Regions from separate parts of the Homo sapiens genome. Here region 1 is linked to region 2. The links are chromatin loops, found by intact Hi-C in ENCODE. Cell type or tissue: IMR-90. All regions are shown on one strand.

Region 1 (8,000 bases), 110 kb before region 2:
GTAAGAACACATCTGGGGATGCAGCTGACCTTTAGGGAGATGACCTCATCTCTGCCTCCTATTACATGCGCTCAAAGTGACTTTGAGAATCCCAGCCTTTTGCTCAGTAGCTATCTTAACAACATGATTCTCAGAAGCATCCTTGAAGGGTTGCAACCCACACTACCACAGGCAAAGTTTCTCCTGCCTTTTGGGGAACACAGAATGCTTCACTCTGAGGGGATGCAGGCTGAACTACATGGCCTTGAGGTCCCTTCCAAGGCTGGGATGGCAAGATATTTGCAGTCCTGGTCTTTCCTACCCAACGTTCCCTATCTTCGTAGATGTTTCTGTGCTGCTTTAGCATGTATTGACAGAAGTAGTGGTGCTCCAGGGAGCCATTGGGCTGCTGCTAATAAGGCATCATGATACATTCTGTAACCAGAGGTGGATGTTGATAAAGACTTGGTGCATTTTTGTGGGTTGCAGTTTGGCTAATTAGTACAATTAGATCATTCTTTTTATTCATGAATGCAGATGATTATATGTCATCTTTATTCTAGTTTGTGTTAAGATGTTGCACAAGAAAATAAGATAAGTCCCGAAAAATCCAGAACACTGAAGAGTCTTTCTTTTGGGAAGATTATTGTAGATTTGGCACAAAACTATGTATTGAAGCATTCCAATGCCTTCATGGGAGAATTCTTCTGGAACTCTTTATTTCCACATGTGGCCCAGGATCCAAATGTGGAAGGGCTAATTGTTGACCAAAACGGAGTCTCTGGAAAAGAGAAAGCAATAAGAATACGCAGATACAGAGTGAGGAAGTCTAACTTTATGAATAAAGTGATGAGGCCACTGCCTAGGTAACAGAGGGACAGGATAGGAGGGCCATCCTGACACCTGGCTCAAGGGAGGGGAAGGGGCTTCACAGTGGGCTTGGGCAGTGACAAACAAAGTCTTTTTCAGAGCAGTAGGTCTCAGGCACTTCGGCAGCGTGGTAGAGGTGACAATTCCAAAGGAGGCAGCCACAGTGGTGCTAGCTGCCCGAAGGTCTCAGAGAAAGCAACTAAGCCTACGCCATAAGTTGTGCAATGCAGACTGTCTTAAGTTTAGATTCTCCCAGAAACTGGTCACGAGACAAGAATGTGAGTACAAGTAATTTATTTGGAAGATGCTCTCACAAAACACTGGGAAAAGAAAGGAAAAATGATACAGGTAAGGGAAAGCAGTCAATAGAAGGTATGCTGTTAAGCAAATTACCACTGTGGGTAACTGGAGCCCAGTTCAACTGGGCATCTCTGGGGGACAGTATAGAGCATACGTTTCAGTCATCTGGCTCAAGAGGCAAGGGAGTTGAGTATCCACCAACTCCCATCAGTCACTGGCTGAAGGATTCTCCTAGAGAGTTTTACCTTCTCAGCATTTTCAGCCTGCCCTGCACAGATGGTAATTTTATTATTTATTTATTTATTTATCATGTGTCATTTTTTATTGATTAATTATCATTTATTTTATTTGACATTTATAATGATAAATTTTATGACCCTGGGTCATCAGACAGAGTTCTCAGTCATGGTGTCACGACTTCTTCTTCCTCCAACTCCGTCAACTCTCCCTCTCTCACCAACCTCAAAATGTCTGATTGAATTTCTTAGGGATGTCCACTCTGCCAAGTGAGTAACCATGATATTTATATTATTCAAAAGGGGTACAGTTGCAAAGACAGTGTTCTTAGAAAGGCCCTTGTCGGGACCACTAGCACTTTAATAGCTAGTTGCAGACCTCTAGTGAGGTTGAATAATTACAATCAAGGAGCTATAGCCGTTTCCATGACCGCACTTACATTTCTGCAGAAAGGCCCATTTCCCTCCCCATCCCCCATGACAGTTCACTTTGTATTAATTATAGATTACATGCTTCAGCCCTCTATCATTATGCTAGCACATTCTCATAAAGAATGGTACATTAACCATAAAAAAAAAAAGAAAGGCCCTTGTCAATTATCTTAGATACCCAGCCTTTATTCTTAGCCATTAGGCCACCCCCACCCACTGCCTGCCACCATCAGTGCTTTAGATGAACTCTCCTATTTAATCCTCACTAAATCCTATGAGTTAGATGCTCTTTTAACGATCAACTCCAATGCAAGGATGAGGAAAATGTGACTTGGGTTAAAGAGCTTTCCAAAGCCACACAGCAATTCATAGGCCTGTCTACCCACTAATCTAAGATTCTCTATGATCACATTCTCCTGCCTCCAGTTACTTTCAGATAATCCAGGGTGTCTCCATAGGATGGCATAGACACACCTGATGGATGGACTCCAAAGACGTCAGAGAAACAAGAAAACAAAAATTCCTCTTAGTATATTTTTCTAAAGTAAGAGTGCTTGTTAAACTGTAACATATGTAAGGAAAAGTGTCCAAATCACAAGTATTCAACTAACTGAATTTCCACAAACGGAACACACAGTGCAGGGTTCAGCAACAGGAACATAAGCAGAACTCAGTAGGCCCTCACCCTCTCCTTACCATTTTTACCATAAAGATCAAACGTTACTATTATCTTGACTTCTAATACCATGGATTATCACTGTATGATTTTGAAATTGTGTAAATGAGATATGTCATGTTATATTCATCAGATTCATCCATGTTGTTGCATGTAGCTGTATTTAATTCATTCTCAGTATCTCATGCATGAATACAGTACAATTTATTCATCCTCTCTGTTGTTCAAGGATGTTTGGGTAGTTTTCAGTTTGAGGCTATTGCAAATAGAAAATTTCTTACCCATGCCTTTTGGTGTACTTATGTATGCATTTCTGTTAGAGATATATATGTGGAGATATGGATATATATATAGATAGATATCCATGCATGCATTTCTGTTGGATATGTGTGTGTGTCTGTGCATTCTCTTGGATATTTATGTGTATTTGTGTATATATATGTATATATGAGTGGAATTTCTGGGCAATATGGTGTGTTCAACTTCAGGGGAAACTTGGATTCAAAAGTCAGGCTTCTCTCAATGAGCTCCCCTCCTTTCCAGGATCTGACTGCTTAGACAGCTTTCTGAGGCATTCAAACACGTGGTGTCTGAATTTTGTTCAGTTTCTAGTTTTTCTCAGCAGGAGGATTTGTCTACTCTAAGTTACAAGTATGCAAAAGCATACTCTTAATGCATTTTAATAATTTACTTACATGCACTTATTTAATCACACATCCTATTTAATGATGTTGAAATAACTATATAGACTATGTAGTTATTATGTAGTATAGACTATAGACAAAAACATCTAAATACAATTGATGTTGCAGTTATTGTGCTGCCAACCTCTTTCCTGACTCTGGTTTGTTTCATTGGGTTTGTATTTTCCACTGCCTTTGGAAGCTGTTTATAGTCTGTCCATTAATTTCAGATTTAGAAACAGATGCATGTTGAAGTATAGATGTTAAGTACCCAATTAGCACCTTTCCATCATTCCTTTGAATCATTAAATGTCCTGAAATCACGCCTCTCTTGCCCTCTGGCCTTTCAAGATTTCTTTTCTCTTGCTACTCTTTCCTGTGGTTTAGGTCTCATTTTTAGTTTGCTTTTGTGCATCAGAATTCCTTGGGGTAGGGGATAGAAGAGCTGTCAAAACACAGATTGCTGGGCCCTACCTTCAGAATTTCCAATTCAGCAGGGCTGGATGAAGCCCAATAATTTGCATTTCGAACAAGTTCCTAGGAGATTCTGATGCTGTTGAGCCAGAAACCACATTTTGAGATAGGCTCTTTAGAGCAATCTCTATTTTTCTCTAGTAATTTTGAAATGTCTTTTCAAAAGAAAGCATTGTGTCTACTCCAGCTGTTTCTAATTTCCTCATGCTGGATTGCGCCCATCAACCGGAGAGTGATAAAACATAGGATTTTAAAAGGGCTGGACCCATGTTCCTCCTGCATCAATTTTAAGAAAACAAAGCAATGGTATAAATAGTTAAACAGGTCCTTCCCCAATAACCAGGAATCAAAAGCTCCTTTTCAACTGAGTTATATTTAAAGGAGCTTTCTTTAAATTTTGGACATATTTGGGAGGAGGGGAATTAAACGGAAGGTTCCTGTACCACTCAAATCTCCCCCTTCCATCATTTAAAAAAATGTCATTTATGACTGCAGGCCTGTGAAGCCAACTTTATTTATAATTCTCAGTAGCCCTCAGGTTCTGGGGCAATCTAAAGACACAAGCCTTTCTTTGTTTTTACATGAAATATCTGTTGAATACACATTTTATGCATATTTGTCCAAATTTAGTCAAAACAACACAAACTCTCAGCTATCAGGAAGTGTATTCTGATGTACAGTAGGTAAAACAAACACGAGGTTGAATTCACACAATGGTATTCATGGCATTTTGTCAACTTTTAAACCTTTACAGTATGTGGTGTACAATAGCAGCCTGAAGTTGCAATGTGCTCCTCTGTAATCAAAGCCCATCTATCCGCAGAAGAGAAGGGTGCAAGGGACTTTTCCCTCGCGTCTGAGATGAAACAGACAGGACTGTTTCTCTGTCTCACTATGCATACTCGGGGCATGACAGTTTCCATGTAAGGGAAAACTGCTGCTTTTAACAGAAGATAAATTAAGCCCTGGGGTTAGAGTGAAACCTTTAAGGTCAGAATTCAGATGATAAGAGCAAATGGAGGTTTCCCCAGCTGTGTCAGAGAGCTAAGCAAGAGGTGAGGTTTATCGGCCTTCCTGCAATGGTGCTAATGAGTGATAAGGAGCTCTAATTTGAAGACGCCCTGGAGCTGTTAAAGTGTGCGTGAAATGCACACAATTCATCAGCAGAGCAATAATCTTCCCCTTACACAAATGGAAAAGCCATTTTTGTGTGCTTGGATTTCTGATCAAAGCCTAGGGGGAAAAGGGGAAAGAGAAACTAAATTTTAGAACACTTCGTATGTGCCAGGAAATATTCTCACCCTTTACCAAGGGTCAGTCAGCTGACAAAATCCTCATTATAACTTCCCAAATATGGTACCATGTTTACAGATGAGGAAACTGAGGCACATAGAAGTTAAATGACACATTCTGTGCCTCAGTTTCCTCATCTGTAGACAAAGCTGATAAATTAAGGAATAGATGTTTAAATCCACACCTGCCTGATTTCCATTCTATTATTTCCCTACTAGCATTGTTCATTCTTCAACATATAATATATAGGACACCCAACTGGCAATTTTTTTCAGGAAATACATATCAGAATGCCGATAAGCATTTTAGGTTGAAAAAGACCTGAGGTGATTCTAACCCATCTCCCCAACCTAAGGCATGCCCTGTGGCTTTACTCTACCCTGGATCAATTGAAAATCATTGGATACATGACAGTGGTGCTTTAGTGAAAAACCATTCGAGTGGGAACTTGGAAGTTTGGATCAGCTCTGCTACTGATAACTGCGTCATTTCAGGCAAATGACTGAAAATGCAACACTTGTTTAATCAATATTTAATTGTTGCACAAAGATTTAGTAGTAACACTTCCCATGTTGCAGGCACTATGCCAGCTGGTGTAGATAGAAGCTTGTATAAGCCAGATTCTTGGCTTGCAAGTTGTCCATGGTCTAGTGAGGAAGCCAGACATATAAACATCTTTGACATTCCCATAATGCAGTATGATAGCATGGATTCCTTCCTATAAGGGATTACGAGAACATGGTTCCAAAAGCTCTTGCTTCTGCCTCAATGGGCAGAGAAGTCAGGGAAACCTCAACAAGAAAGGAGAGAATGGAAGGAGTTTGCCAGGCTGATATGGTGAAGCGCAGAAGGGAGGTTCCATGTTAAGGGAATGGCATATGCAGACATGAGGTCATGTTCATGAAGCTGAATGCCATTTGCTAGAGTTGAATCATTAAGGACATGGCATGTCGTGCTACAGAGTTTGAACTTTATCTTGTAAGTGATGGTGAGACAGGGAAATTTTGTAGAGCCATGAGGTGGTTAAATTTATGTTTTAGGAAAAGCCCTGAGTAGTGTGACAAATGAATTGGAATGAGATGAGACTAGAGGCAAGGAAACCAATCCGGAAGCTGTTACAAAGATTCAGATAAGAGGTGATGTTGGCTTAATCTAGAAAAGGTGTGTGTGTGTGAGGTTCTGGTTTAAGAAAGTGCTGGTGCACTCAAAAGGTGCTGGTTCAGGAGACATTCTTAAAGTAGAATGACCATGCACGTTTCAGCAGTCAACATAATTTGAGAGAGATGGTAGAACAAACTGTGAGGACGTGGTTATGCCTGTTTTGTTCACTATTATGTATGCTACTCTTCACATAGTGTGAGCCACATAATAGTTGCTGCACGAAATATGAATGAATGAATAAATATGTGAATACATGAGTGAATGAGTGATGACTTCCAGGTCTTGGGTTTGGATGAATGCTTGGATCATTAACCAAAATAGGGAAGTAATAGGACAATTCATAGGGTATGAGAAATTGAATTTAGTTTTGAGTATTTGAGATATACATGAGAAATGCACTTGGAAATATGAACGTATAGTTCCAGGAATGGAAATTCAAGACTAAATATTATGGTTTGAAAGTCAGAGATATAGAGACATTATTTCAGTCTACTAGAAAAAATATTACCCAGGCAAAATAGCAAACTGCTCAAGCAATTATTTATTTATCTGCTGATTTATTCCAGATATATTTATTGAGAGTCTTGAGAGAATACTTTGCTTCAGGCTTTGGGCAAAGTTTAAGCAATGAATAGATTCTATTTGGTCTCTGCCTTCAGGATGCATATCACAGTTGCAGAGGCAGTTAAAAAAATAAGGAAACAGACAAATGAGGCAGTTTCAACTTGCCATAAGTACTGCAAAGGACACAAGTGGCTGAGACAGAGAATTAGAAAAGGAAGTCTTCTTGAAGGAGTTGACATTTAATTTAATAAAACAATGGCTGCAGAAGCCTTAGGTGTAAAAGCATTTATCTACTGTGCCCAAGAAATTGAAAGGTAATGGCACATGGCTAGAGATTAGTGAATGAGGTGGAAACAACATTTGAAGAAGTTGATCAGATAAGAAGGAACTAAGTTATCCAGAAACTTTAGGATTTGAGTGAGAATTTCAGTTCTAAAAGCAATGGAAAACCATTGAAGGGTTTTAAGTAGGGAATTATTTAGATTTTTGTTATAAGGTTATACTTTTTAAATGTTAAAAATGAATTGTATGTGTCAGAACTGAAAATAGATAGGTTGAAGATGGTCTCTACCTGCTACTTTATGGGAAGATATAGAGAATGAGGCAACATGAAAGGTGTGAATATATTCTGAAAAACAAAACAAAAAATTATAGATCTCTTTGTTTATGTATATGTATGTATGTGTATATATATATATATATATATAAAATGTAAAATTCAAACAGAATATTTTAAGAAGATATAGTTGTAACATAGAATTTAGTAAAAATGTTAGGTCAGGGAGTAAAGAAATAATGCTAATATTATTAGTATTAAATTATATTTCAGAATCTTTAAAAATGATTATCCATCTTGTTAATATCTAAGCCTCACTTTTTTCAATTTTTCTTAGTTGTTTTTTGAATGTGTCTCTTAAGTAGCTTGGGTTTTACAAATTCAGTCAATTAATCCAGAACCTTGTAGGAGGTGAATTTAAACTGTTTATATTTGTTTTAATTACTAATATATATGGGCTTATTTCAGCTATCTTATGTTTTTATACTTACTAAGATTCGTTTGCCTATTTGTTCTCATTTCATGCCTTCAGTTTTACAATTTCTTTAGTTTTCTCTATGCTAGTTTGGAAGCTGCGCATTATACAGCCAGTCTGTTCATTAACATGCACAGGTAGCTTTACATATTTTAACAAGCTCTGTAGTTAATCAACATCTCTGTCCTCCTAGCAAGGTAAAAAATGTATATGGATATTTCACAGTTCACTTCGCTTTAAGCACAAACTAAGTCAGTTATTACTATTATCATTCATATTACTAAGTACAATGGATTTACCA
Region 2 (8,000 bases):
CCTCATATCATTTCTTTTGCCTTCTAAATAGGATCATGAAGATACCCAATCATAGAACTATCTCTGTACCAAATCATAAAATTGCTTCCCAACAGCCTCTACTTAAAAGCAAAGCTCTCCTTCCTTAAACCCTTCCTAAGATCACCCAGCACAAGCTAAAATCCCATAAGTCCTTTCTAGCACCCACTTAGCGAGACACTGAAAGGTTTCCCATGCCGTTGTCTTCCCTGTTGAGTTTATTTTAAGCTGATAACAACTTAAGTTCAATCACATCCAACTCTACACTTCTTATTATGCCCTCTTTACACTTCGTTATTGATGGCACAATTTACATCTACTTGTATTGTGTATCTCTTAACATTACTATATTTAATACTTTTATCTTTTAATTAGTATACTAGAATTAAAAGTGATTTGCCCACCACTGTTACACTAATAGAATATTCTACATTTGTCTATATATTTACCATTAGCAATGAGTTTTATACTTTCTCATGCTTCATGTTCCTGTTTACATTTCAAGTTGAAGAACTCCCTTTAGCATTTCTTGATTAGAAAGTCAATGGATGCTTGTTAAGTTGAATAAGTTCTCATTCCACTTTAGCCTGACATTTTCATCAAATTAAAGAACTGAACCCTCTCTAGTGATAGTAGTTATGTTCTCCATGCAATATAATACAGATACAGGTTACTACATCTTGAAAACTCAGATCTAGAGTTTTCTAGTAAGTAGAAAAGGGAATTTACAAACAAAATGTTGACTTTCATATTTTTAAATGACCAACAGAAACTACAACTTACAGAATTGATAACATCCTCTCTAGAAAGAATGCCAAAAGACAGAATAAATATCAAATGATACATACTGTGTTTGCTTTAGGAAGGGCAAGATGGAATGGTCGTTGGCTGAGGAATTTATAGGGTGACTAACAAGCATCGAGGAGGCTGTATACCACAATAATTAAGCACTGAGGTTCTGTAATCAGGAAGAACCGTTCAAATTCTGCTTTCACCACTTAATAGCTGTGTGTCTTGGGCATTACTTTACCTCTTTGATACGGCACTTGCCTAACACCTGACAAGCTCTCAACAAATGTCTAGAAAATTGTTCTTAACCAAAAATAGTTGCCCATTTCCCCGTCTTCCTGAAATGTTTACCATTAGTCTCTCCTTTAGGTGGGAAAATAGAAGCCCGCTATGGGAATTAAAATGTTATTTAACAGGTTTAACTAACTTTGCCATTCATTTTCAGAATGTAATACTGTAGGGTAAAGATGTACCATTAGAATATTGGATATCTAAGGAGAAGAGGAGGATATAAAAATTGGAAAGAAGAGGCATGGAAAATAAACATACATTTCTCAGTTTTTCCTAGGGCCATCCAGTTCTCACATAAGCCCCACCAAACACCCAATAAAAACTTGGTTCAAGACAGCTGAAAGAGAAACAGAAGGAACACATGTGTTTCTACATTTATAAACAAAAGCATGATGTAGCTCAAGCTTTGGGAGTCACTTGTACTTCTGTAATATTTTAATATCTTCCTTAGCCTAAGTTTCTTTTTTTCTATTTCAAAGAAATGCAGAATGAAAACAAAATTTAGTGAGCTTCCAAAACATTGTGCTAAGTGAAAAGAGCCAGTCGCAAGGAACCACATATTTTATCATTCCATTTATTTTAAATGTTTAGAATCGGCACATCCCTAGGGTCAGGAAATAGATTCGAAGTTGCCTAGGGCTGGGGTTAAGGGACAGAGGAATTGGAGGAAGTGAGGAGTAGTGTGTAAAACCTCAGAAGTGCAGGGGTTCTGTAAAATAATTCAGTTAGTTTTATTTGCATATATTATTTATAGAGAAAGAAAACATTAACAGGAAATGACTCAAGCATGTCATGCAAAGTTGCCTATAATTTTTCTTTTACATTCCCCTTCCCTGTGTAGAGAGCTATATGTAAATATGGAAGTAAGCAATGGGCAAATCATTCAATTAATATTGGTCCTTGCAGGCATAATGCTTTCAGTGTGGAATTGTAGACAGATATTAAGCAAATAAATATTCAAATCAAAAAAAGTAAGTACAATATTGTGTTGAATGATCATGACAAAGATCAATTATTGGGCACTTGGCCAACTCAGCCTCCTAGTACTGCATTCCCCATGCTATTTATGCTTCTGTGGCTGCTCTGGGCATGTCTTGTCATCAAGATACTAAGTGCTTTGAGATAGAAGCTGTGCCTTATTCATCCCTGGGCCCAGTGCTCAGAACAGTAGCATGCACAAAATAGATTCTTAATACATGTAATTGACAGCATAACCCAAATATAAAAATCCTGTTATTACTGGAAATACAGACTTTGGCTGAAAATATTGAGAGAGGCTGCCCTAATCAATTGCATGCCTCAACAAATTGACTAAATATAGTCATTCCTCACTACCTGTAGGGGCATTGACTCTAGACCCACTGCAGATAACAAAACCTGCATATGCTCAAATCCCTTATATAAAATGCAACATTATTTGCATATAACCTACACACATCCTCCCTACTTTAAATAATTTCTAGATACTTACAATACATAATACAATGCAAATCCTATATAAATAATTGTCATACTATATTGTTTAGGGAATAATAACCAAAAAAAGTCTGTACATGTTCAGCACAAATACTTTTTATTTTCCAAATATTTTCAGTCAGTGGTTCCTTGAATCCATGGATGCCAGAAGCCATGAATATAGACAACCAACTGGATATCCAAACAGAGAATATGCAACTCCTTATTAATAAGCCACTTTTTAAATATTTAGCTAGCTATTACTAATTATAAGTGTCTATGACTTCCATAGTATTCTTTTTCCTCTCTCTCCATGTGAGACATAAATTGTAGCTTCTGCATTTAGAGTCTGATTTTTTTCTTTTTTCCTGAAGAGGCAAACTCAATCAATGTTTCTCAAATTTTAACGTGCACATGAATCCTCTGGGGAGCTTGTTAGACAGCAGGGTCCGATTCAGTGGATCTGCATAGGCCTGAGAGTCTGTGTCACTAATGAGTTCCCAGCTGATACTGATACAGCTGGCCAGAGACCACTCTTTAAATAGCAAGGCAATAAATCTCAGCACAGGATCTCTGGTGGTGCTTCCATTACAGGGGAACCCTTTCATTTATTATAGTGCCAAAGTAGCCTCAAGTTCTTCAAATAGAAGTGTAAAATCAAGCTTTAAAATGGAGACTTTTTTTTTACACAGTGATTTTATTTTATTTTATTTTATTATTTCGAGATAGAGTCTTACTCTGTTGCACAGGCTGGAATACAGTGGCATGATATTGGCTTTCTGCAGCCTCAACCTCCTGTGCTTAAGGCGATCCTCCCCCCAGCTTCCTGAGTAGCTAGGACTACAGGTGCATGCCACCACACCCAGCTAAATTGTTCATTTTTTGTAGAGATGAGGTCTCACTATGTTGCCCAGGCTGGTTTTGAACTCTTGGGCTCAAGGCACCCTTCTGCCTCGGCCTCTCAAAGTACTGGGACTACAGGTGTGAACCACCATGCCCAGCCTACACGATGATTTTAAAACATTCAAATTGGGGAAATTTTATAGGAAAATCCAGGTTTTTAGCTTGTCTTAAAAAGTCAGCAACACTGCTCCACCCTCCCTGCTTCCCACAAGACACAAAGATACAATGTCTTGTTGTCCATGGTCTCCAGACCACTGGCCTCTATAGATACAGAGGGCTTTGTCCCCTGTCTAAACATTAAGGAAACAAGAAACTAGTTCAGAACTCTGCTGCCTTCTCTAACAAGGCTAACAAAAGGAGGCACAATGATGGGGATCATTTATACTCCAGGTGTTGGTCATTGTAAGATAAAATGTTGGGTGACCTTACAGAAATTTGGCTTTAAAGTTTAAATCTGGGTTCTTGAAAACTCTCTTTGATATGTTATGTTTTCAAAAAGAAAATATTTGAAATTCAAAAAGAAAAGTAAAAGAAACCGAGACTCATGTGAGAAACATTGAGCAATTTCTAGAAAAATCAAAATGTATTTGAATTCCTTGAGTTCATAGTGTCCCGGTTGGGAATCTAGGACCTCACAGTCTCTGGGCTTTGCCCAGCCTTGTTGACTTACCCATGGTTTCATTTTGATAAAAATAAATTCCAGTGTTGTTGAAATCATGGTAAACAAATTCCTCCTCATATCGCTTCCTGTTTTCCCTTCACTTAGGACCTTGTTCTTTGTTTATGGAAGGTTATGAAATTTTCTGACTCAATGCATTCTATTGGTGGAGCTTCATAGAGAGACATTCTTATCACTTCTGCTCAGCAGAACTTGGGGTGACATCAAAAATGTCTCCACCACTTACTCAAAAATCCTCAAACCAAAAAGCACATAGTAAGTCTTTGCTGTGAACGTTAAACAACATACCCAACATATGTTATTGTATGCTTTCCCTGTGAGAGCCAGAATTAAAAAGCATACTGACTGAATGTGTAATGTGGGGGAAAAAACTATGACACTATGAATCAAACTCCTGGTGACTTCCAGGCAGTAAGTACTATTTGAATATAAATACTTGGACATTTTTTCATTTATTGAGGGTTGTCTGAGGCTAGATTTCCCAGAAGCAAAGGGATGTGAGAAAGCGTCCAAGTGCACGTTGATTCACTGGGAGGCAATCCCAAGAAGCACTGGGCAGAATGGGAAAATGAGGTAGCAAAAAAAAAAAGGAAGTGAATAAATATTATGTTCTTAGGCAAGTTACCTCTGTGGGCACCTGGAGCTTAATCTAACTGGAAAACTCCTGGAGACAGTGCGTAATACATTCCTCAGAGTTACTCTACCCAAGGGGCAAGGAAGCCAGGGTATTTATACACAACCCCCCATGCTTGAGAGTTGCTTCTCCAGCATTAACTCTTTGGCATTTCTGACTTGCCCTGTTCCTGAGTCTAGTGGGTACCTTCAGTCAAAAAAGCCCCAAGGAGAGTGGCAGGTGTCAGCAAAGTCACCTCCAGCATGTAGAGGTGAGTGCTGAGAGGATGTGAGCAGAGCTCTAAATGCACCTGCTACAAGGGCCATCTGGTGACATACACTTACCTAGGCATTGGGATGAGCAATGAACACACAGCAACAGACAAGAAAAACAAGGCCACTGCCTTCAGTAAAGGACATCAGAGAAGATTTCTCTAAAATGCTGACATTTTAGCTGACTTTGATAAGCATGAATCAGCTATGCAAAGATGTAGGGGAAAGCATTCCAGGCAGAGGGAACAGCAAGTCTAGAGGCCCTGACATGGGAGCAAGGGGCATATTAAAGGAGCAGAAAGCAAAGGCAGGTCCGTGTTGCTAGATTGTAGTGGATGGGAGAGTGGCAATTGTTGGGAGGGAGGTCATGGATCTAACCCTGGGTACAACGTGAAGCCAGTGGAGGCTCTACGCAAAGCGAGCAATAATCTGATTGACAAGGACACACACTATGTGGCTGCCATTAATGCCATCCCCACATGTCCAGGTGAAGCGGACTGTCCATTATGGCTTTGATAGTTCATTATAGTTCATTGTTGACCGTTGCTTGAATGGCACAGATTATCTGCTTACAAAAGTAGAGCCTGAGACCTACATCCCCAAAGGGGAGTGAGGAGTTTGGGAGACCGAGAAAGAGAAGGAGGACATGCCAATATAAGGGGTATTATTGAGGTCACCTATATGGGCAATTGAGACCTGTTTTTTACACTTATAATCAGTGCGTAGTAAACATGTTTAATGACTGAATGAGCCAATAGAATTAGCAATGGAGATAGAGGGTCTTTGAGCTTCCTGATTAGTCACTTGTTTGAATTCAGGATGAGAAGCAAAGCCAAAAAAAGGAACCAAATAGAATGAATATTAGAGTTTATTTGGAAAGGGAAACCTGAATGTGAGCAGCTTTTGGTGGGTAAGGATTCTGTCTTCTGAGACATGTTAGCAGGTTCCAACTTTCAGGGATTTATGTCACTGAATGTCAAGGTGATGAAAAGTAACAGCTACCACAGCTGTTGTTTGTTAAGCCTCCTGCTGAAAGAAACATCTCCACATAGATGTTTTTCAGACATGCTAAACTTAACGTATTCAAAACCAAACCCCTAATTTCCACCAGACACTTCAAATATTCTTCCCTCAATCTTTCCTGTCTCAGCTAATGGAATTCTCCTGGACTCTCCTTTCTCATACCCATCAGTAAATCCTGTCATCGCCTGCTTCAAACTATAGCTGAAGTCAAACCACTTCTCCCCATCGAGGATCTCAGCTCTCCATTCCAAGACACCATCATTGCGAGTCTCAATTTTTGCAACAGCTTTCTCCTATTCCCATCAGGATAATTATATCCCACCAATATCAATTTCCTGGAAGTCTTCTCTGGCCTTTAACTTTATGACAGGCTGAAAGGTCATGATTCTGCATAGCTGTTCTTCAATAGAGGCACAAACTGTGTTTGCAGCATCACTCGGGGCCTTCTTCAATTTATTCTCAACTTTGTTCCCGGTCTCTTGGCTTCCACTCAGCTCTGAATTTCACCTCCTATTTCTAGATTTGCTCATGCCCCCTGGATATGTTGAGTAAGCCCGGTTTCCCTAAATAGATCTTTGCTATTTTGGAGTACAAAATTTATTCCACACTGATCTTCCTGGGCCATTATTCCTTAAGTCCCCTAAGTTAGGCTAGCATCTTTGCTCCTGTTCCCTGCATACAAATCAGATACCACCCCAAATAACAAACATCCAAGCACAGTATAATTTCCAAGGGAAAAACCACATGCTCAGGAGTAAGGATCAAGTTAAGGGTTTTCTTGAGACAAACAAGGACTAAAGGACTTGGTGGCTGTACCCTTCTTCACTTTAGATAGGCATCCTTGTATGTCAGCTCCTGAATGTTTGGGCATTTAATTCCCTAGAAGATTTTCTAGCTGTCAGAAATTACTAGAATTACCAGTCTTTTTGAAGGAGGTCTGTAAAAAAGACTGCCACCACCAAAACTGGGAAATTAAACATTAGCAATCAGACAATCTTTAATCTGTTAAATATGTATCATTCATATTCTAAGGAACCTACCATTATAACATTGCATCATTCTCAGTTGGAAGCACCAATTTAGGTAATTTATCCTGAGATGAGATGTGGTACTCTAAAAACTAGCAATATGCTACGCATTTCTACTTTTTAATTTTTGCATACATGTAACCCGAAATTAAGAAAAAGAGAACTAGGTGTTTTGCTTGCATAACTAAGAGTACCCCTAGTCCAGTACATCATGGAGAGTTGTATTCCAAATTCTTTGATGGCCAGGGTTCCTTATAATAATAAAGGAAATTATAAGTCTTTCCATGTTCAAAGTTATGTTTCCAATTTTTTATACTCAAAATGGATATAAATAAGTATAAAATTCCTGAATTAAACTTATTTTCTTTGAAAACTTTGTAGGCTTTATTCTCCTGAATTATGTTGTATTTCTTGTGATTTACCTATCTTATTCATTAGTTTGAAAGGTTTATTTATATTGCTCTAAGTAGCTAGAATTTATTCATTTTTATGTTCTATAGTATTCCAATATTGATTTATCCATTCTACTATTAATAGACAAGTGGGATGTTTTTCTTTGGTAGCCAAAACAATACAAACAATGTTACCGTGAACATTCATATTATCTCTTGCAGTAAATGTGCAAAAGCTCCCCTAGCATCTAGACCTAGCAAGAGAATGGCTAGATCATAATGTGTGCCCATTTTGGACTACATTACATGATGTCAAACTGTTTTCCAATGTGGGTATAAAAAACTCCCACTCCCACTAGCAGTGTAAGAGTTATCATTGCCCCACTCTTCACAGCCCTTCATATTATCTGAGAGTATATATATATATATATATATATATACACATATATATATGTATATGTATATATACATATATATGTATATATACATATATATAAAAAACTTTTATATATGTATATATATAAAAAACTGTTTTAT

What was found. Hi-C counts contacts between places; a loop is a spot of excess contacts. Peaks named below come from ENCODE experiments on the same cell type or tissue, not always from the same donor. Only the 100,000 strongest peaks of a DNase experiment are listed, where the experiment ranks them.
Region 1: a loop joins it to region 2, with 3 times the contacts of the local background. A loop is called at or near these places in 3 of 110 quality-filtered maps.

Annotation. Positions count from the first base shown.
Region 1 is chr20:6,572,684-6,580,683 of GRCh38, reverse strand. No RefSeq gene overlaps it. Among named protein-coding and RNA genes, the nearest start is that of CASC20, 150 kb to the right of the region's middle. In IMR-90, no CTCF peak of the experiment used is centred here; DNase peaks (open chromatin) are centred at 1,083 and 4,393; H3K27ac peaks cover 1,614 bases.
Region 2 is chr20:6,462,803-6,470,802 of GRCh38, reverse strand. All of the region lies in intron 2 of CASC20 (cancer susceptibility 20), which reads right to left. Among named protein-coding and RNA genes, the nearest start is that of CASC20, 40 kb to the right of the region's middle. In IMR-90, no CTCF peak of the experiment used is centred here; no DNase peak of the experiment used is centred here; H3K27ac peaks cover 902 bases.